Linked DNA regions of Homo sapiens: region 2 is linked to region 1. Evidence: read pairs that join two places in POLR2A ChIA-PET (ENCODE). Cell type or tissue: HepG2. All regions are shown on one strand. Each heading gives the region's core, and the rest is flanking DNA. Links, peaks and the distances in the headings are about the cores only. Region 1 overlaps SCN1A-AS1 (SCN1A and SCN9A antisense RNA 1). Region 2 overlaps SCN9A (sodium voltage-gated channel alpha subunit 9).

The links. ChIA-PET counts read pairs that join two places held together with the same protein. Peaks named below come from ENCODE experiments on the same cell type or tissue, not always from the same donor. Only the 100,000 strongest peaks of a DNase experiment are listed, where the experiment ranks them.
Region 2: POLR2A ChIA-PET joins it to region 1 with 17 read pairs; 2 of 35 experiments call an interaction of 5 or more read pairs at or near these places.

What each region holds. Positions count from the first base shown.
Region 1 is chr2:166,129,286-166,139,939 of GRCh38, reverse strand. All of the region lies in intron 2 of SCN1A-AS1 (SCN1A and SCN9A antisense RNA 1), which reads right to left. It also overlaps a transcript of SCN1A not described here. Among named protein-coding and RNA genes, the nearest start is that of SCN1A, 6.6 kb to the right of the region's middle. In HepG2, for the core only: no CTCF peak of the experiment used is centred there; DNase peaks (open chromatin) are centred at 3,879, 4,509, 4,969 and 5,429; H3K4me3 peaks cover 1,286 bases.
Region 2 is chr2:166,223,897-166,234,550 of GRCh38, reverse strand. It overlaps SCN9A (sodium voltage-gated channel alpha subunit 9), which reads left to right. Exons shown (of 27, transcript NM_001365536.1): 21 at 1,089-1,211; 22 at 5,579-5,860; 23 at 6,828-6,881; 24 at 7,847-7,984. The region is part of intron 4 of SCN1A-AS1 (SCN1A and SCN9A antisense RNA 1); the gene reads right to left. Among named protein-coding and RNA genes, the nearest start is that of SCN1A, 100 kb to the right of the region's middle. In HepG2, for the core only: no CTCF peak of the experiment used is centred there; DNase peaks (open chromatin) are centred at 4,170 and 4,650; H3K4me3 peaks cover 568 bases.

The DNA.
Region 1 (10,654 bases), core at 1,098-9,097:
TACTGCTTGAATATCCATATGTTTATTCCTGAGTCTCTACCTGCTATGATTTGGCTGTGCCCCACTCAAATCTCATCTTGAATTGTAGCTCCCATAATTCCCATGTGTTGTGGGAGGGACCTGGTGAGAGATAACTGAATCGTGGGAGCAGTTTTCCCCATACTGTTCTTGTGGTGGTGTATAAGTCTCACGAGATGGTTTTATAAGGGGTTTCCCCTTTCACTTGGCTCTCATTCTCTCTTGCCTGCTGCCATGTAAGATGTGCCTTTCATCTTCTGCCATGATTACCCAGTCTCAGGTATGTCTTTATCAGCAGCATGAAAATGAACTAATACACTGGGCAATTTACAAAAGAAAAACAAGTTTCTTGAACTCATAGTTCCACGTGGCTGGGGAGGCCTCACAATCATGCTGGAGGCAAGGAGTAGCAAGTCACATCTCACATGGATGGCAGCAGGCAAAAAGAGAGTTTTTGCAGGCAAACTCCCATTTTTAAAGCCATCAGATCTTGTGAGACTTATTCACTATCATGAGAACAGCACAGGAAAAACCCACCCACATGATTCAATTACCTCCCACTGGGTTCCTCCCATGACACATGGGAATGGTGGGAGTTACAATTCAAGATGAGATTTCAGTGGGGACACAGCCAAACCATATCATTCCACTCCTGGCCCCTCCCAAATCTCATGTCCTCACATTTCAAAACCAATCTTGCCTTCCCAACAGTCCTCCAAAGTCTTAACTCATTTCAGCATTAACTGAAAAGTCCACAATCCAAAGTCTCAAGGCAAGTCCCTTCTGCCTATGAGGCTATAAAATCAATAGCAAGTTAGTTACCTCCTAGATACAATGGGAGTACAGGCATTGGGCAAATACAGCCATTCAAAATGGGAGAAATTGGCCAAAACAGAGGAACTACAGACCCTGTGCAAGTCTGAAATCCAGCAGGGCAGTCAAATCTTTAAGCTCCAAAATGATCTTTGATTCCATGTCTCACATCCAAGTCACGTTGATGCAAGAGGTGGGTTCCCATGGTCTTGGGAAGCTCCACACCTGTTGCTTTGCAGGGTACAGACTCCCTCCTAGTTGCTTTCACAGGCTGGCATTAAGTGTGGCTTTTCCAGGAACACAGTGCAAGCTGTCAGTGGATCTACCATTCTGGGGTCTGGAGGATGGTGACCCTCTTCTCATAGCTCCACCAAGTGGTACACTAGTAGGGAATCTGTGTGGGGGCTCTGACCCCACATTTCCCTTCCATACTGCCTTAACAGAGGTTCTCCATGAGGGCCCCACCCCTGCAGCAAACTTTTGCTGGGCATCCAGGCGTTTCCATACATCTTCTGAAATCTAGGCAGAGGTTCTCAAACCCCAGTTTTTGACTTCTGTGCACTTGCCGGCTCAACACCACGTGGGAGCTGCCAAGGCTTGAGGCTTGCACCCTCTGAAGCTATGACCCATGCACTATGTTGGCCCCTTTCAGCCATAGCTGGAATGGCTGAGGCAAAGGGCACAAAGTCCCTAGGCTGCATACAGCATGGGAACTCTGGGCCTGGCCCATGAAACCACATTTTCATCCTAGGCCTCCAGGCTTGTGATGGGAGGAGCTGCTATGAAGGCCTCTGAATGCCCTGGAGACATTTTCTTCATTGTCTTGGGGATTAACATTCAGATCCTCATTGCTTATGCAAATTTCTGCAGCTAGCTTGACTTTCTCCTCAGAAAATGGGATTTTCTTTTCTATTGCATTGTCAGGCTGCAAATTTTCCAAACTTTTATGCTCTGTTTCCCTTTTAAAATTGAATGCCTTTAATAGCACCCAAGTCACCCCTTGAATGCTTTGCCACTTAGAAATTTCTTCCACCACATACCCTAAATCATCTCTCCCAAGTTCAAAGTTCCACAAATGTCTAGGGCAGGGACAAAATGCCACCAGTCTCTTTGCTAAAATATAACAAGAGTCACCTTTGCTCCAGTTCCCAACAAGTTATTCATCTCCATCTGAGATCACCTCAGCCTGGATTTCGTTGTTCATATCATTATCAGCATTTTGGTCAAAGCCATTCAACAAGTCTCTAGGGAGTTCCAAACTTTCCCACATTTTCCTTTCTTCTTCTGAGCCCTCCAAATTGTTCCAACCTCTGCCTGTTACCCAGTTCCAAAGTGGCTTCCACATTTTTGGGAATCTTTTTAGCAGTGCCCCACTCCCAGTACCAATTTACTGAGTAGTCCATTTTCAAGCTGCTGATAATGACATACCTGAGACATGACAATTTACAAAAGAAAGAGGTTTATTGAACTTACAGTTCCAAATGGCTGGGGAGGCTTCACAATCATGGCAGAAGGCAACGAGGAGCAAGTCACATCTCACATGGATGGCAGCAGGCAAAAAGAGAGCTGTGTCAGCAAAATCCCATTTTTAAAGCCATCATATCTGATGAGACTTATGCACTATCATGAGAACAACACAGGAAAGACTCGCCACCATGATTCAATTACCTCCCACCAGGTTCCTCCTACTACATATGGGAATTGTGGGAGTTACAATTCAAGATGAGATTTGAGTGGGGACACAGCCAAACCATATCATACACTACCATATACTAGGCACTGTATTAAGGGTTAGGGTATTAAATAGAATCTTTTATCATAAAGATTTTTGTTCATCTCTGTAAAATATTTTAGACACATGTGTTTTGCTTTTTAAACAAAGAAAAAGAGATGTTTTTAGAGATAAGATGAGACACATTGTTATTTTCCCCAGTTCCCACCAGCCCTTCACAACTGCCAACCTGGAAAAAACATTCCCAGAGCCCAACAAATGCTGGAGCCCTGGAAGAAGGGCTACTAGCAGGAGCACTGGACTCCAAGGAATGCAGACCAGGGAAGAGAGTGTTGGGAGTATTAAAATGTAGGTTAGAAGTGGAATAATGGACAAGTAGAGGGAAAGACTTTCAAGTCCACTTTCCAGGGATTGAGAAACTTGGGGTCCTTCATCCGTTGGCTTTGAATGCAGCCCAAGACAGGCATTAGCAGAAAATTGGAGAGTCTCCCCGACCACACCTCACTTCCTAGCTTAAAAAAGCAGCTGCATTCCTCTTTAGTTAAACCTCTCAGTTGGGTCTTCTAAAGCTCTAGCTCTCACCGGAATCTGGTGCCACTTTCACTCTTGCCTGGAATGGCATTGGCTCTCTCTATTGCTAGTTCCTGGGCACTCATCAACCATCTTAACCCACTTGGTCAATAGTTTCTCCATAATTATTTTTATTTTAACCATTTTGAATGTACCATCTACTTTCTGCTAGGACCATGACTGCATCTGAGGTATAATTTTAAAGCAACAAATGGTTCATGGAAGGGTAACTCTGTTTGTGATGCCCAAGAGAGGAGACTTAGGGCAGATAGAGATACATATAAAGCTACTGCTGTCCTAGAGAGCAGAGGGACAAGAAAAGGGGAGAGAGAACACTCATTAGCAGTTGTGTGTGTGTAGCATAACATAACATATATATATATGCATATATATGATATGTAATCTTAGAAACAACTACCATGTGAAGTAGAGCAAATGATCGCTGAGTTTCATCCTTGCTAAGAGCATGGGAAAATCCACATTCTATGTTTGCTTAGTTGCAGAAAGAATAAGGGAAGCAGAAACGTCAGGGGTCACATCCCCTATGTGTCAATTAAAGGGGTGCAGACTCAGAAGGTGTCCTTACCTACTTTATTTAGCCTGCTCTTCCCCACAAAGATGAGGAATACAGGTGACTTTGATGTCATGATAGCAATCAGAATGTAAAAGAGACTTTCAAAAAGACCTAGTGCAACATGGAAACAAGGACTTTAGTCTCTGAGCTTCCTTATGTATCAAGTGTCATAGAAAATGTTGAGACAAAGTGGTTCTGTCATTTCAACAACCCATAATGAGCAGAAGAATCTGTTTGCCTTTCATGCCACTGCAGATGAACAGGTATGAGAGACTGCACTTAGGCATGAAAGTGCCGCTGCCTAGCACCTCTATCCCATGCTCACATCCGAATCTTCTCAGGTGTGGGTAAGACATCTCAGTTCTCTGCTATTTGATATGAATAGGGGCAATCCCAGAAGCAGCAACTGAGCTCATGGGCCCCAAAATTTCCAAGGAATCACGAGGAGAACTAGGCTAAATGTCATTATTTTCTGACCTTCGATGTACCTTTTCCCTAGTCACTTGCCAATCTCTTCTAAAGGGCCTCAGTCCCTGGAGTGGACCCTAATGATTTCTGTCCATTATTTGGCCTAGAGTAGAATTCTTGCTTTTCTCAAGGAAAGAAACAAAAAGAAAAGATGTAACCAAATGTAATTTATGTGAGTTTGTAAATTGATATCCGAAGATTGGAACTGCATACAGATGTGTCAAAAATGTTAATTTCCCCAAGAAATATGGTAGCACCTAATTCTAGCGACACTTGTATACTTTACAGATGGCTTTGCTGTGCTCCTGGTAAAGTCAATGACTTTCTGCCTTTGAACATGAAAGGAAAAAGATGTTGACAGGAATTCTTTAGGGAAACAGAAACTACATATTTGCTTATGCTAAGTTATGGCAAAGTTCAGTTTTATTCTGTAAATAAAGCGTTGTCTTCATAAATATCAGCTATATCCTTTAGAGTAAAGAAAGTCCTCTTTATTAAAAAAATCTAATTGAAACTCTTCAATAGGTAGGCAAGTGAGGTGATTGATATAAAGATATACTTAAGTGGAAAATTGGTATTCGAGTTCCAATAAGTAATCAATCATATTGTTCTTGGTAATAGCTTTTGTTGATTCATCTTTGCAAGGGATGTCGGGGGGTAGGGGGGATTGCTGAATGAAATAAATCAGGAAAGAACCCAAGCATTATGTTTAACTGACTTAAGAGCAAAGGAAAGAACACATAAACACAGAATAGAATCCACACAGTAACTTCATTCTTTATGATTGCTCAGGCATTTTCATTATTTGCATTTATGTTTATTTTCTCTTTATCCTCCTGTGGCAATAGATATGGAGATAATGCTTTAAATATTGTGATGTACCTTGATCTTTTCTGAAGAACCAAAGCTTTATGAAATCTTGATACATTTAAAGGAGGGGTATAAAGCTCAGGCATGTGAAATGTTGAATTTTGTCTCCCCATATGACAGATAACCATCATATAAATGTGGTTTATTAGACTAAAAAAGTAGAACACATATTTTTAGATTACATCTTGGCATTTCAAAGAAAGTATAGAACTTCAAGATAGTTTGCTTCCTGGATATTTTCTGGAGCTGTCTTTGGGCCTGCATTCCTGAAAGCTGTCAATGCTACACTCTGCATACCCAGAGCTCGTGCCCTTGGGCTTGAGTACTTTGTGGTTAATATTTAAGAACCGCATGTGGAGCTAGATTGAAGGACAGTCACTTTCTTTATTCTTTGCTAAAACCAATGTTGGTTAGTCCATCACCTTCTTAAACAGTAACTGCATTCATACCCTTCATCACATCCATCTCTCTGTCAAAACATGAGTGAAAATCAATTGTGGCATATCTAGAAATACTTCACTCACTTCCATTTTGCTTCTTATGTGCTGATGTACCTTACTCAATATTAATTTCCTTTAGAGTTAAACTGTGGGAAAACTTGAATGGACCTTTGTGGTATAAAACTATCTATGTGACCTTGGACAAGTCACTGCACCTCTCTTGGCATCAGTTTCCTCATATCCAAAATAAGAACACTTGCCTGGTTTATCTCTGAGACTTTTCCAGCTCCACAATTTCTCAATGATTAGCAAAACCCTATCGATAAAGCAATGGTAATGATTTATGTAAATTGACATTCTTTTTTATGAGGTTTACAAAGTTATTTTATTCTACTCCAGGGTTTTGTTGGAAGTCTATTACGGAATTTTTATTCATCAATACTCAGCAGATGTTATCAGGTTCTCTCCAGAAACTACCTTAATTCTACCACAGACTTGGGATATGTTTGGGGAACAATGACAAAAAAAATAAGTCATAGTTCTTACTTTCAAAGAGATTATTGAGTGGGGTCAGACCGTGGAGAGGTGCACCGATAGAGGGTGGAGGAAGATGCGGTCAAAGAAGAGAAGGTCCTGAAAACAGAGGAAACAAAGGAAGCGGAACAGTGAAGGCATAATGGCTCCCTGCTTGTTTAGGAAAAGGCAGAGTTTGTTGTTTTGAAAAACGACATTTAGTGTCATCTTCACTAAATATTAATAATGTCTTCTTACACGTTAGCTAAAGAAGAAAAGATCAAAAATAAACCAGGCCCCCAAATAATAAAGGATTTAAAATTAAAGATATATACAGAGCACTATAGTAATTTTTGAAGTGCTGTTCAGTTGGTGATATAATCAGAGGAATAATGCTATTACATCAAGTGATAAAAAGTAATTTTGTGATTTAATACTCATTCTGAACCTATATTGTAATGCTAATCTCATCAGATGATTGACATTCATATACTTAATTTCCCTTTGAGAAATCAGGTTCATGTATTATTCTGTCTTGTTTATAAAAGCTACTTATTTGGTTTAGGAATATTGTTATTTCCCTCTCCAACACCAATGTCTGCCTATGTAATTGAAAGGAAATTGCAGTGAATCTTCCAACAAGGAGTAACTGCTTCCCTGAAATAATCACCTGCAGACATAATTCTGGCTTCTGTGCGTTGTCTCGATAGCAGGGAAGGCAGAGGGCAACTGGGGAATCTGATTATCTCCATCATAATCCCACAACTTCCCTCCTTTCTCTTTTGCTTTTAATTACTGCATTGTGGTGAGTTAAGAAAAGCCTATACTATTTTTTCTTCTCCACTACCAGAAAGAGAGAGAGATAACTGGCATTCTCTCTCTAAGGATTTTTAAAATACTTTTAATAAAATTTTAAATAGTGTAATGTGTGCCCACAAGCACATTGGTTCTAAAGATACTTCAAAAATACTTCAGAATCAAATCTGTAAGAAAAAAAAATTCAATTATTTATGTTCATTATATTACAAGTGATTTAAAAACTGGTTATCTGTGCATCAAAAAATGCAAGCCTATAGCAGCTCTGATTCAGTGAATTCCAGTTGCGGGGAGGGGAGGAGCCCTCAGATATTTTTATATCATATTTGAAAAAAATGGCTGATTATTATTTTTTTAATTTATGGAATGTATGGACTTTACCAGAGTTTCAAAAGTCCACTTTAGTACCTATAAGATATTTTGAAATCAGTTGGCCAATTCTTGCCATCAAAAAATTGTAACTTTAAACTTGCAGAAAAACTAGTTGGCTCTAGTCCTAAAAGAGAGTTCTTAATTGCAGTTTCTGCATTTATTTGTCTAATAGCAAATAAATTTCACATTCATTTCTGACTCCCTTTCAAAAGGGCAGGTTAATCTCAAAAGGAAATATATGAGTTTATCATTTTCGGCTAGGATATGGTTTCTATTTCTAAAATAGTGGCACAGTGTTGGTGAATGCTTTGTGAGAGCAAGGAATTGGTAGTAGATTTTTGCAGAATGCTGCATTTACCAAAAGAAAAAAAAAAACCACTAGGAAATTGACATCTACAAAAGCAAAGTACTTAAGTAGTAAATTACATTTACCAAGGATCACATCAGTAGTGTGCTTTATCTGATTATTCCAATCAAAAGGGGGCAAAGTCAGGATTTGTAGTGATACAGTGGTCCTGTAGATCTAAAATCTTAAGGTCTGAGTTTAAATCCAAACTCTAGCATTTGCTATCTGTGTTGGGATCACTCCCCGACTTCATCAGAAGACCTGCTAACATCTAGACTTGTCTGTTGTCACCACCATCTCCTTTGGGATACCACCTCAAGGTACTCAAGTTCGCCTCCAGCCTCCAATTCCTTTCCTGCGGTGGGAAGAGAGGGGAGACCCAGCTTCATGTTGCTCAGTGACTATAGATTCCCAAACAAATGACAGGGGAATTTAGAAACATTTCTGCCTTAAAACTCAAATGTCATTTATAACTCTAAACAAGGGAATCTGGAACTCAAAACATAATGATTTGGTCATCACTTTGGGAAATTTTTGGCTAAAAATTAAGAATGGTTTCCTTCTCCTTGGCAGGCATAAAGTTAATTAATAAATTCTCTTCATAAGGCAGCTGGTTAAAGTTTCAGAACTCCACAACTCCAGGAGATACACATTTGAAAGAATATTTTTGATAACCAATTACCTTTATTTTCTATGCAAGAAAATATTAAAGAATATTCAGATACTAATTACACTAATTCCTCAGCCTTCTGATAATGAGATAGTTCTCTCTTTGAACTCTTTCAAGATCTAATGGCATCGAGAGACTCTCCTTTATGTCGTAAAACTAACAGACAAAATTACCTGGCCCAGCTTTTTCCACCTGAGTGACCTCACGCTCTCTTTAATACCCAAAATCTATTGACAGAGATTATGTCCCATTATAATATTCCCTTTTATGTTTTGGCACTGAGCAGTGCAACTGACAGAGCTATAACAAAGTAACAACCACATTCACAGGACAGAGACGGAGTCTTACAGAGACGGAGTCTTACAAAGACTAAATGACATCTTACGCCTTCATTCTCTTTTCCTTGTTAGGAACTCTCATAAAAAAGCCACAGCCATGCCCCCTCAGCCTGTTTAGCAGGTTCATGCATTACAGATTGAAGTATTGTCACCTAGGAAGTAGGCAGCTAATTTTTTCCAGCTTCTGAAACAAGATTACAAAGGGGTTCCTGGAATGGCTAACTTTACCAACGGGGGCAGAGGAAGATTAGTTTTTCATTTTTTGAAGTTGGAAACGTAACAGTGAGAAAGAGACAAAATTATCTCTCAATAAATTAATCTACAAAAAAATAAATAAAATGCAAAGCTGGTTCCACAGGGAGTTTACATTCTGGGAGCCAAATAAGATACATATATAAAACTCTTAGAACAAGGTCAAATGGGATAAGTGTAGTAGTGACATAGGGTAGCACAGAGTTTTGTTTTAATATCTTCTGCTAACTTTAAAAAATAAATATGTGATTTTAAGTGCATATTACACTAATTTAATAAAAATCTCATATTTTGCCTTTATGCTCAGTCTGAAACATGGAAGATTTAAAGTTACTAATACTGTAAAACTGCTTCAGCTCTGACGAATGAAGTATCTGTGTACAGAATGATGAGTTGTTAGTTAATAGTACTCTTTGGGCCATGCTTGGGATATTGGCCTTTTCTAGGAGTCTGTATGAGAATAGTCATTTATCTCCTTATGCTCAATGCTTTCAACTTGTCAAATGACCATGTTTCATAAGATACAACATAAAATTGTTCTATAATTAACAAAAGAAAAAAGAATTCTATCTGCTGAGAAAATAGAAAAGACGTTGGAGAAGAGAGAATATTTGACCCAGACATTTAAAATATCCGCCGAATTTGCTATGTGTAGATGGATGAAAGGTCTGCCAAGAGAAGTGAAGGTTGTGAACAAAGACATGGAGGCGGAAGAAAGGTAGTGTGCACACTGAATGCGTTGTGCCTTTCCATATGACTGACATGTCAATGTAAACTCCACAAAGGGAGGGTTTTGATCTGGTTTGTTTGCCGATGTTACTTAAGTATCTGGAAAAGTGCCTGGCATATATCAGGTGCATGAAGAAGTGAATAAATGAAGTGTCAGATGCCCAGAATATGAATAATACTTGATAGATGCAGTACTGGCAACTTTCTTGAAGCTAATGAAGTGGTTAGGACTCCATAGTTCAACAGAAACCAAGTTCACTTAAGCAAACATGGAGTTTGAGTTTATCATGGGACTCAACATCAAGAAAGTGTTTGGATCTTGAGTAGACTGGAGATGGAAACAGTCTGTCTCTGTCTTTTGTCACTTCTTCCTCCACATCTGTGTGGCTGGCTGCTATTTCAGTATCCTGGTCCACCTGGTCCTGAGTCCCCATGGTGAGGGAAAGCTGACTCCATAGCTGCCAGAATCACATGTAGTGGCTCTCTTTGACCAGGTCAGCTGCGTAGATACCCTCTCTTGCTCCAGTCCTCTGTAGCAAGAGGGTAGGTTTACCACTAAGGATCAGGGGAGAAGAACTATTGGGGGAATTGTTAAGAGCAGACACTCAGAAAAATTGGCACCTATAATATGCAATTAGAATTCATTAAAACATGTGGCCAGGTATGTTCTTATTTTGTGTTTTTACATATCTAATCTCTAAGTACTATTCATATGGAATGTATTATTCTAAAAAAATTGCCTGTTAGTTCATGCAGTTCCCACTCTCTTTTCATCTCTAACATCTTGGCAATCGTTTACCAGTTGTTGATCACCTGTCTCCTCATCTTCTTTCAACTTTGCCCTGACTCTACCAGATACTGGGCAACATCATTTCCCAGACATTGAGTAACTTCAAATGAATGTGTTCATGCTACTCCAACTGGCTTTTGGGAAAGCACTGGATAGAGTTTTTGAGCTGGAACAGGAAATTATCTTACTTAATTTCTTTCTTTTATAGATAAAAAGATGGATCCACAAGATGGACCCATTGGTCCATAATTAAGGGCTAGTAAATGTTTTGTAAACATAGAAATCAAAATTACTTTTCTGTGATTCTAGAACAGGAAAAAATGGTGAACTTTTAGGTATGTTG
Region 2 (10,654 bases), core at 877-8,876, 95 kb before region 1:
AACACTTCCCGCTTCATCAGTCAGTTTACCTGTCTCTGATGGTAACAGCAATGAACTTTTTGTGAACAATGACTTTTTCTACGCCTGAAATAGATAAATATATAAAGTTGGCTCTCATCTGTTCCTATTCTTCCCTCGAAAAATTGAATCTCTCAGTCACTAACTTATTCGTAATGAAGAACTGCATTCCAGACATTTTTCTTAGACATCGTCTCCTGCTACACAGGATGTGAGGCAAATGAATATTTTCCATGGAACTAATTCAGAGAGTAAACATATTTATAGATCCAGATCTAAGGTCATGGAGGAGCTCATTGCTTTGTAACTAAAATGTGTATTGATTGTATTGCTGTTCATGTTCTTTCTTAAGATAATTTACGATAAGAACTCAAATTTCTTTTGGATACTGGTTATGGTAATTGTGGCTGATCTATCTAACATGATGAAGCTCTTATTATATCTATATTGATTGTGAAGCCAATGAGATCAGCTACTCTCATTCTCTCTTCAGTACAATTGTGATTTTTCTCCCATGAAAAACTATTTGGTAGATCTTTGGTGCTAATCTTTAGAAATTGTAGGGCAGAAGCAATCTTGTTGAGAATTTGCCCCAACTCAAAATCATGAGTCTTCAAAATGTTTTTTAATAAGATTTATACTAAGACATAGATTTAGTTGAGTGAATACCACACTTTTAGGGCTTAGCTTCAGAATCACACACTTCATTTTGACCTGAGTTTTATAATTAAAATGTTCACCATTGTTCTAATTAAATTTTTAGATTTAATAAGGAATTACAAAGCAATTGATTACAAAAGTGTGAAAAGCATATGCATGATTTCTATTCAAATAGAATAAACAACTTACTTTGCTTACATTATTTCTTCTTATTTTGGTTAACCTTCTTTTAAATCTATTTCCTTACAGAAACATCCATCTTACCCTATTTTTAGGCATTGACTACACAACTCCGTATATACCATCTTATTGTTCCTGTTGAGTTGCTTTTAGTGAGTTTCAGAATTGACTTTTTCCTTTTATGCTTCATCATTTTATTGACACAATTAATGAAAATGTTATTTTTATAGGTTTCTTTGGTTACTTTAGTGGCAAACACTCTTGGCTACTCAGATCTTGGCCCCATTAAATCCCTTCGGACACTGAGAGCTTTAAGACCTCTAAGAGCCTTATCTAGATTTGAAGGAATGAGGGTAAGAAAATACTAAACTTTATAATGTTCTTATTTTTTAATGGGGTTTAAAATATAAAAACAATGGGTATGTAGAAATTATGAGTTGTTTCTGTTTACATAAATACATAGGCTGTTTATGTATGTGTGTGTACATATACATATATACATATGCATATATGTATATATGCATATGTATACTATATAGTATGCATTTACATACTATATACAGTATGCATATATACTATATATAGTATGCATATATGGTATATATATGCATATTATATACACTAATAGTATATATATGCATATTACATATACTAATAGTATATATGCATATTATATATACTAATGGTATATATGCATACTAATATATAAATACTAATTATAGCATTAATTAAATAGTATATTACTAAAAATAGTATAATACTCATTAGTATATACTAGTATATTACTAAAAAAGTATAATACTAATTAGTATATACTATTATATATTAATATATACAGAATATGAAAGACTATATATAAAATATGCATATATAGTATAGTATATATATTATTTCATTTACTGTACATATTAGTATATATATGCATACTCTCTCTCTCTCTATATATATATATATATACACACACAGTATTTCAGTGCATATTGTTTAACAAGGGAATAAGTTAATCACAGTAATCCTGCCTTTATCTAATATTGTCAAACAATAGAATGATCCAAATGAGTGACTTTTTTCATATTAAATGGAAATCTTCCCTGTGCTAGGAAGTCCAAGTGAAAGGGGAAACTATTGTTCCTAACATCATCTCTCATACATAAGTAATCAAGGACCTACTTATATCAGGTGTTCAAATAATATTTGTTTAAGAAACTACCTGGGTAAGGAGCATTAGAAAAGATAGGTAAGTGAGACAGCATCAGCCATCACATTTAATTTCACCTTTAAAATAACATTGCAAAGTAAGTGGAATTATAACTAAATTATATTTGAGAAAACTAAAGCTCAGAGAGTTTACTTAATTTGCACTTAGGCTGCAGAGTGCCTGAAAAGATACTCAATTAGCAGAGACAAACAAGTTATAATGAATAACAACTACCATAACCTAGCTTTAAGGATTGTATTAAACCAGCAACTTTGTAACACACATGGAGGACAACAACTCTATTTTCTGTAATTAGTCCATATCCTCATGTGTTGGTACTCCTCTAAAATTTCTTCTCCAGATTTATACCTGCTATTTTATGCCTCTGTTCTGGAATGCTTCCCCTGCCCTGTCCCGACCCTAACCCGTTTGTATAGCAGACAAACACCTATCTGTCCTTTAAGGCTCAATTTAAAGTTGCCTTGTCCGTCCACCAGGAGACATAACTGGATATTCTCTCTCTGTTCAGACACCTAAAATCCTCATTATATTGTATTTTACTTATTTGTTTACTTAACTGCCTCCCTACCTTACCTTCTCTGAGCAATTTAACACGGAGATTAGTCCAGCTTACTGATACTTTAAGTGTGGTTTACTGACCAGCTATTAGCATTATCTACAAACTTATTAAAAAGACGGACGGATCATGAGGTCAGGAGTTCGAGACCAGCCTGGCCAATATGGTGAAACCCCATCTCTACTAAAAATGCAAAAAATTACCCGGGCATAGTGGTGCTCACCTGTAGTCTCAGCTACTAGGGAGGCTGAGGCAGAAGAATCGCTTGAACCCGGGAGGCAGAGGTTGCAGTGAGCCGAGATCATGCAACTGCACTCCAGCCTGGGGAACAGAGCAAGACTCTGTATCAAAAAAAAAAAAAAAAAAAAAGCAAATTCTTGGATCTCACCCCAGACCTACTGAGTCAGAAACTCCAGGATGGGGATAAGAAACTTGGGTTTTAACCAGCCTCAAGTGAACATTAGAGATCTTTCAGCCTACCAAATCTTCACTGTTATCCCTACAAACCTAATTATGACTGCAATCTCTGCTATTTTAATTATCCAGTGTATAACGGTTTCCAAGTATAAAAGAAAGATCATGATTATACAAAAAAGTTCATAAGCACAATTCAAAAATATTCTATCTACAAGTTGAAAATTACAAGTTTCATTTTGTGCAGAAAGGTGGTATTAGAATTCATTGACATTAACTTAATTTTTTGAGCATTAATAGAATGTTACAATCTATCACAACTTTCCCCTACAAAACCACTTCCTTCAGTGATTAAGCCAGCCCACTATTTAACTCTGTTTGCTCTTTGTTCTTTATCTGTATTACAGGTGAATTGGATGCAGGAGAATAGTTTAGTATATTTTGAGAGGCAAATGTCTATTTAGTTACATTTGTTAACCATGCAAAAAGAGACATTTATTCATGCCGCAGGGCTATTTTGAAGGATAAATGAAATAATGAAATAATGCATTTGAGGCATATTGTAGTCAGCTTGTTTGAGTCCTTAGGCTCTTTAGCTTTCCCAACTGGCTTCTCATCAGACCAATAGGTGCCTGTCTTTCTCAGAGACCCATGATTCCATCATTACTCACATTTTTTAGAAAAACATTTTAAACACCAACTATGTGTCAGGTGTTGTGATATAAAAAACACAGAGTACAGTGGTACATAGACCCCGGTCCCCAAAGAGTGAGTAGGGTCAATGGTTACAAGAGAGACAGACAAGGGCACATAATGATACAGGAATATACAGTAGGGAGTGGCTATCCGGGGAAGTCTGGGAAGACATCACAAGGAGGTGACATTTCAGACATTTCATGACTGAAGAGTAAGCCCCAAATCATAGGCAGATAGGCATTCAAGGCAGTGATACCACATGGTAGGGAGGCACAGAATAGATTGTGCAAGGTGTGCTTGGTCAGTGACTAGATGTATCAGAGTGCCTACGTGATAAACATAGTAGGGAGGGCAGCAGGAAATGAGCATGAAAAGGTAGGCTCTATTAAGAGCTGGCTACTTTGAACTTCATTCTCTATTCCTATTCCTCCTAATCTTTTTTGAGGTCACATAGACTGTAAGAATCTGATGAAAGTTAGAATTGTCTTTCCGGAAAGACAGCACAACCATAATGTTTGTTATATAATTTCATGCCCCCAGGAAACCTCTACAGGTCCATGAACTCCAAATAATCATTGCTCTGGACCAAAGGTCAACAAACCCCAGCCTGTTTTTGTAAAAATGTTCTTGGAACACAGCCATACCAGTTTGTTTATGTATGACCCATGACTACCATGGCAGAGTTGAATAGTTGCAACGGAGATATAACCCACAAAGCCTAAAAATATTTATAAAAATGTTTGCAAACCTTCTCCCTAGATGATCTGATTAGTAGTCAGAGATCCTTAGTATTTCTCTATTTTAAAGCATCTTGAGAACCTGCTTAATACATTGCAGAAAAGAAGGATCCCAGTGCTCCTTCCCTAACAGGTTAATCTTTAACACATTTGTACTTGAATGGGTGCTCAAGCTGAAGTGTAAGATGACAGGTAGGTTTTGAAAGATTAAGTAAATAAGAAAATCTGGAGAGTGTTAAATGCCACAGGAATTGCCCTGGATGAAAACTGGAGTGGCAAAGACAAACTGGTGATCAATAGCAGTACAAATGCTGAAAAGCAGAAATAAAGAAAGGATTAAAGAAAAACTGTTCCTAATTTTTGTCTTAACTGAGGCCAGCACTATATATATTTAGTCAAAGGCTTACATATAAAGTATTTAGAGTAATAATAATAAATTTAAAACGATTGCTCTTATTTCGTAGAACCAGCCAAATCTAAAGGATTTAAACCATTTAAAGATTCTCAATCCTTTTGTGGAGAATGTCTCAAAAAAAGAGAATAAGAAAAGAAAATAATTAAATTAAATTAAAATGATGTCCAGTCATAATTCCACCTACCTGATATACACCAATAGTTTCTCTATGGGGGAATCTTTAATGCTGGTAATAATAGGATCATGAACATTTAAATGTATATAAATATATATTTTTCATTTATGTTTATACATTTCTTTTTTTTCCAGAGTGTACAGATTTTACAAGTTTACCTTATCAATAACAGGTTTTGGTTTATTATTTTTATTTATTTTACATTTATTTAAGCTATTATATTATCTTAGTTATTTTGTCTTATATTTTGCTAACAATTTTATTGTGTGATAATCATGTAATTTGTAAGCCTGGTGATCACAGAGTTCATGTCTTATTTTGTCTTGCTTGGCACACTGCTGAGTGTAGAGTAGGCATTTAATAAACATGAGTCGGCTGGTTGGTTTGATGTCTTAGATATTTAAGGGCGGCTTTTCTAATTTATTTATGTCTGCATGGCATTTCTTTCATGTTGCCTATTTAACATCTTACTAATCCTAATCATGCTTTTCTTTCTTTTGAATACTAGGTCGTTGTGAATGCACTCATAGGAGCAATTCCTTCCATCATGAATGTGCTACTTGTGTGTCTTATATTCTGGCTGATATTCAGCATCATGGGAGTAAATTTGTTTGCTGGCAAGTTCTATGAGTGTATTAACACCACAGATGGGTCACGGTTTCCTGCAAGTCAAGTTCCAAATCGTTCCGAATGTTTTGCCCTTATGAATGTTAGTCAAAATGTGCGATGGAAAAACCTGAAAGTGAACTTTGATAATGTCGGACTTGGTTACCTATCTCTGCTTCAAGTTGTAAGTGTCCCATTTCATGAGTGCTTGGTATTTTAATAGATATTGGACGAAGGATATAAGTTATTCTTTAAATAGTATATTAATTATAAATTGAAGATAAAATACTGTGTGGTTTTTAAAACAGTGCCAGTCTTGGCCGGGCGCAGTGGCTCATGCCTGTAGTCTCTTCACTTTGGGAGGCCAAGGTGGGCAGATCATGAGGTCAGGAGTTCGAGACCAGTCTGGCCAACATAGTGAAACCCCATCTCTACTAAAAATACAAAAAAATTAGCTGGGTGTGGTGGCAGGCGCCTGTAATCCTAGCTGCTTGGGAGGCTGAGGCAGGAGAATCACGTGAACCTGGGAGGCGGAGGTTGCAGTGGGCCAAGATCGTGCCACTGCACTCCAGCCTGGGCTACAGAGCGAGACTCTTGTCTCAAAAAAAAAAAAAAAAAAAAAAAAAAGTGTTGGTCTTTCCTAGAACATGTTCCTACATGAATAAGAAGCATGGGTTCTGTTGCATTTGAGTTATTAATTTATAATTGACTCTTTGGTGTCATGTGGACTCCCATCTTGCACCATTCAAATATTGCTTCAAAAATGAACGTTTTTGAACTTCCTGCTTCACACTATGAAGGGATGAGAGGAACTTCCCACAGGCATGGAGAACCCTTTAAAAAATGGAGAAAAGATGTTTCCTGTCTTATTCATAAAATTTTCCTTCACCTTTAAAAAATAAAAGGTTATGTGCGAAATTCACAGGCAACTGTAACAATTTAGAAATAATTAACTGGGACTAAGATTTAGAATGTTACTTGGGAATATGTCCTTTTTAAAAAAATCTTTACATTAAATGGACATGTTGAATACAGCAAAACTTACTAGTATTACTTAATAATTGTGGTAACATTAAACAGACAAAACTCTGTTTATGGCTATTTTAGAATATGAGCTTAACATTCAAATTCTATTAATGTTATTCTTAAAGGCAACTTTTAAGGGATGGACGATTATTATGTATGCAGCAGTGGATTCTGTTAATGTAAGTATTGATTATCTTAGCACTAAACTTTATTTTTAAAAGCTTCTTAGTTTATTTCAGTGATTTCCAAACTATAACTTCATGAAGCCCTTGGGACTCACATAGACAATGAAGAACATCCACCTGATAGTAGCCTAGTGGTTGTGAGTACAGCAGTTGGAGATAGAGCCTGATTCAAATTCTAGCTGTACCATATCATCCAAGCTCTACAACTGACTTCGGGCAAATTACCTTACCTTCTTGAGACTTAGTTTATTTGTCTAATCTATAATTTAATGAATCTATCATTTGTCTAATAAATGTCTACAATCATCCAATGCCTACTCCATAGTGTTGTGAGGACCCAACAAGAAAATAGAAGCAGGGCACTTAGTGCAGGCTGGCATTACTAAATGCTCAGTAAATATGCGCTTATCAAAATAAAAATAAAATAATTTTAATGTATAGCTTTTACTGTTTTTACAGTTTAAAACACCTTGGATGAGTTTATGTGAAATAAGTTCCATGCTAAGAAACTTTAATGATTACTCCCTAGGTAATATTTTTACAAAATATAATAAAGATGTATTCGGAATCAAAAGAAAATACATGGCAAAATGTGTATAAATATGATAATGTCTCATTTACAGTACTTTTGGAAATAACATATACATAGTATGTCACTTAGTTATTGAATTTTCCTACCAATATGAGCACAAATATGCATATGATTAAGCCCTTTGTAGTTATTTGAAGATTATATTATTTATTACATAAGTATGTAATAAATTAAATAATAAGTATGTAATGAATACATGTTGAATAAATTGTTAAGAGTGATTATGTTAAACCTCAACAATGCTATGGCTTCTTAAATCCTATGTTTACCTAGGATAGCACTGTTTGAATTACCTGGTCAAACCATGTGAAAAAGAAAATAATGAATGTTACTGTCCATATAATGCTAACTTTTGTAAATTTTATAGGTAGACAAGCAGCCCAAATATGAATATAGCCTCTACATGTATATTTATTTTGTCGTCTTTATCATCTTTGGGTCATTCTTCACTTTGAACTTGTTCATTGGTGTCATCATAGATAATTTCAACCAACAGAAAAAGAAGATAAGTATTTCAAATATTTTTCATTGTAATGAAAGGGATGAACAATTATTTTCCAAAAAAGATAATGTAAAGTTTAATTTGATATCAATTCATGATTAATTTTATTAGAACTTCATTTATTTTTCAAATAATTGACTAGTATACAATTACAAATATGCTTAATCTTATTCATTTTTGCACAGAAAACAATTTTCTAAATAATAGGTTCTGGCTAACTTATGATTTAGGTTAAACCCATAGGTTTTGAGCAATATATCAACTATTCTGTTTTTTCCAATGTTTCCTATAGAGGATTGAATAATTAAGAAAAATCAATACACTATTTATTCAAAACACATTTTATAAGTAGTTATTTATTTTATTTTGTGTAATATATATTGGGTTGGAGCTTGGGGAGACCAACGTAAGATATGGTTCCTGAGCTCAAGGAGTTTATGTCATAGCAGAATAAATAACACAGGTAATGAAAATTAAGACTTGTTGAATACTGTAATTTGAGCAATCTTCTGAAATTTTTAATTAATTAATCTTCACATCAACTGTATTAGTTTCTTTGACCTACGAGAACAGGATAATACAAACCTGAGGGCTTAAAACAAGAGAAATATATTCTCTCACACTTTTGGAGGTTAGAAGTCCAAATTCAAAGTGTCAGCAGGTCCATGTTCTCTTTAAAGCCTCTAAGAAAATATATTTTATTGCCTCTTCCAGCTTCTGGTAGCCCAGGTGTTTCTTGGTTTATGGCAACAGAACTCCAATCTCTCCCATTATAGTGACATGCCATTTTCCCTCTGTGTGTCTTTCTCCTCTACTAGTAAGGATGCCAGTCACACTGGATTAAGAGCCCACTCCACTCCAGTATGACTTCATCTTAATTACATCTGCAATGACATTATTTTCAAATAAGGTCACATTCTGAAGTGCTAAGGGTTAGGACTTATATGTACCTTCTTAGGGCACACAATCCAACCCATAACATCAATCACAAAAGTATTATTACAGAGTCTCTTTCACAAATGAGGAAAGGCACACAGAGGTTAAGTGACTTACCCAAGGTCATATATCGAGTATGTGATGAAGGTTAGATAGAGTCAGTAGTAAATTCGATGTATCTTGTACTCTATTAAACTCTCTACTATGCTCTATCCCCAAATACTATAATCATGATAAATACAATAAGAAAAATTAACAAGCACAAAAAATATACATGACAGTCAGAGTAAAAATAGATGCTGCTATAGAATGGTTTATGAAATACGTGACAATTGAGAAGGCTTTGGAAGGTGGGAAAGAAGACATGTAGCAACGGAGAGGCAAAAGAATGGCTAACCCACATGGAGTGAAACAGAAATGAATGAGCAAATGAATTGTGTTGATAAAAGAGGCAGCAATTCAGGGGGGATAGCAATGCTTTCGGTTTTGAAGAAATTTAAGATTTGGAGAAATAGTAAAAGATGAGGTTTTAACCTGCCTGAGAGTAGATATAAAAAGCCGTATTAGACCTTTTTTAATAGCAGCTGGTGTTTCATTCATATATGTTGAGTAGGGAAGAATATGGAAGCAGGAGATTGATGTTTATTAAGACTCCATGATATGTCAGATCCTGTGTAAAATACTTCTAACATAATTGTAGTCAAATTTTACAACAAATCTAAAAGACATAGTATCCTCATTTAACCTCTCAGAAAAATTATCTTATTTGCACATGGCCTGACAGCTAAAAAGTAGTTTCATTATGGATCTAGCTCCAGAATTGCTTTTTCTAGAGACTGAGCTTTACAAAAAATTAATCTAGCAGTGATGCACAAAATGACTAGGGAAGGACCAAAGACTATTTCAGACCCTGCTTGACCTGCCACCTGGACCACACTAAGTCTCCAAATTAGTCCTGTGTGTCAATGGAGAATAGGAAATATGTTCCATTAAAACATTTTAGAGGGTAGAATCTACAGTATTGCTTGTGATTTGCAAGAGATAAAGGAGTCTAATTCTGGAGTTTCTTGTCAACTAACTGAGATACTCTGGTTGTGGTACCACCTATACAAAAAGAGATCTTTGGAGACTAAATGGTAGAATTACAAAAGAGAATAATAATTTTGGGTACTGGCTTAGCATCTAAGAAGACAGATGTACATGTACCAAAATGTCATTAGTGTGCATGATTGACTATTTGCAAGTAGACAAAAATTTAGTAAATATTGCATTATTTATCCTGACATTTACAAATACAGATGTTTATTTTTAAAGATTTTTAAATTTCATGTTCCATTTTACATTTATAAAGTGTACACTGATTTTCAATTTATTTTTCTCAACTTAAGCATTATATATACATACATGTAATATATAAGCACACACAAGTAATTCCTCAGTCTTCCCTGCATAGGATAAATTAAGCGTGTCTAGAAAGAGCAGTATGAGCATAAATAAAACAGCCAACATCCAATTGACTTTAATCTTCCTGCTTGTTAATGTTATTCTTACAACATTTCTACTGCAGGAAGTAAAATAGGATGGGTTGATACTATCACCACCAAAGTCAGGAAACAGTTACTGATTTAGAAGCATCAAAAACTCATATCCCCTATCATTCTTCCAGTATTTCATCTTGCAATCTAAGTATAGCTTTTATTTTCTGACCTTTTCTGAATGATTTAGAATTTCTTTCCA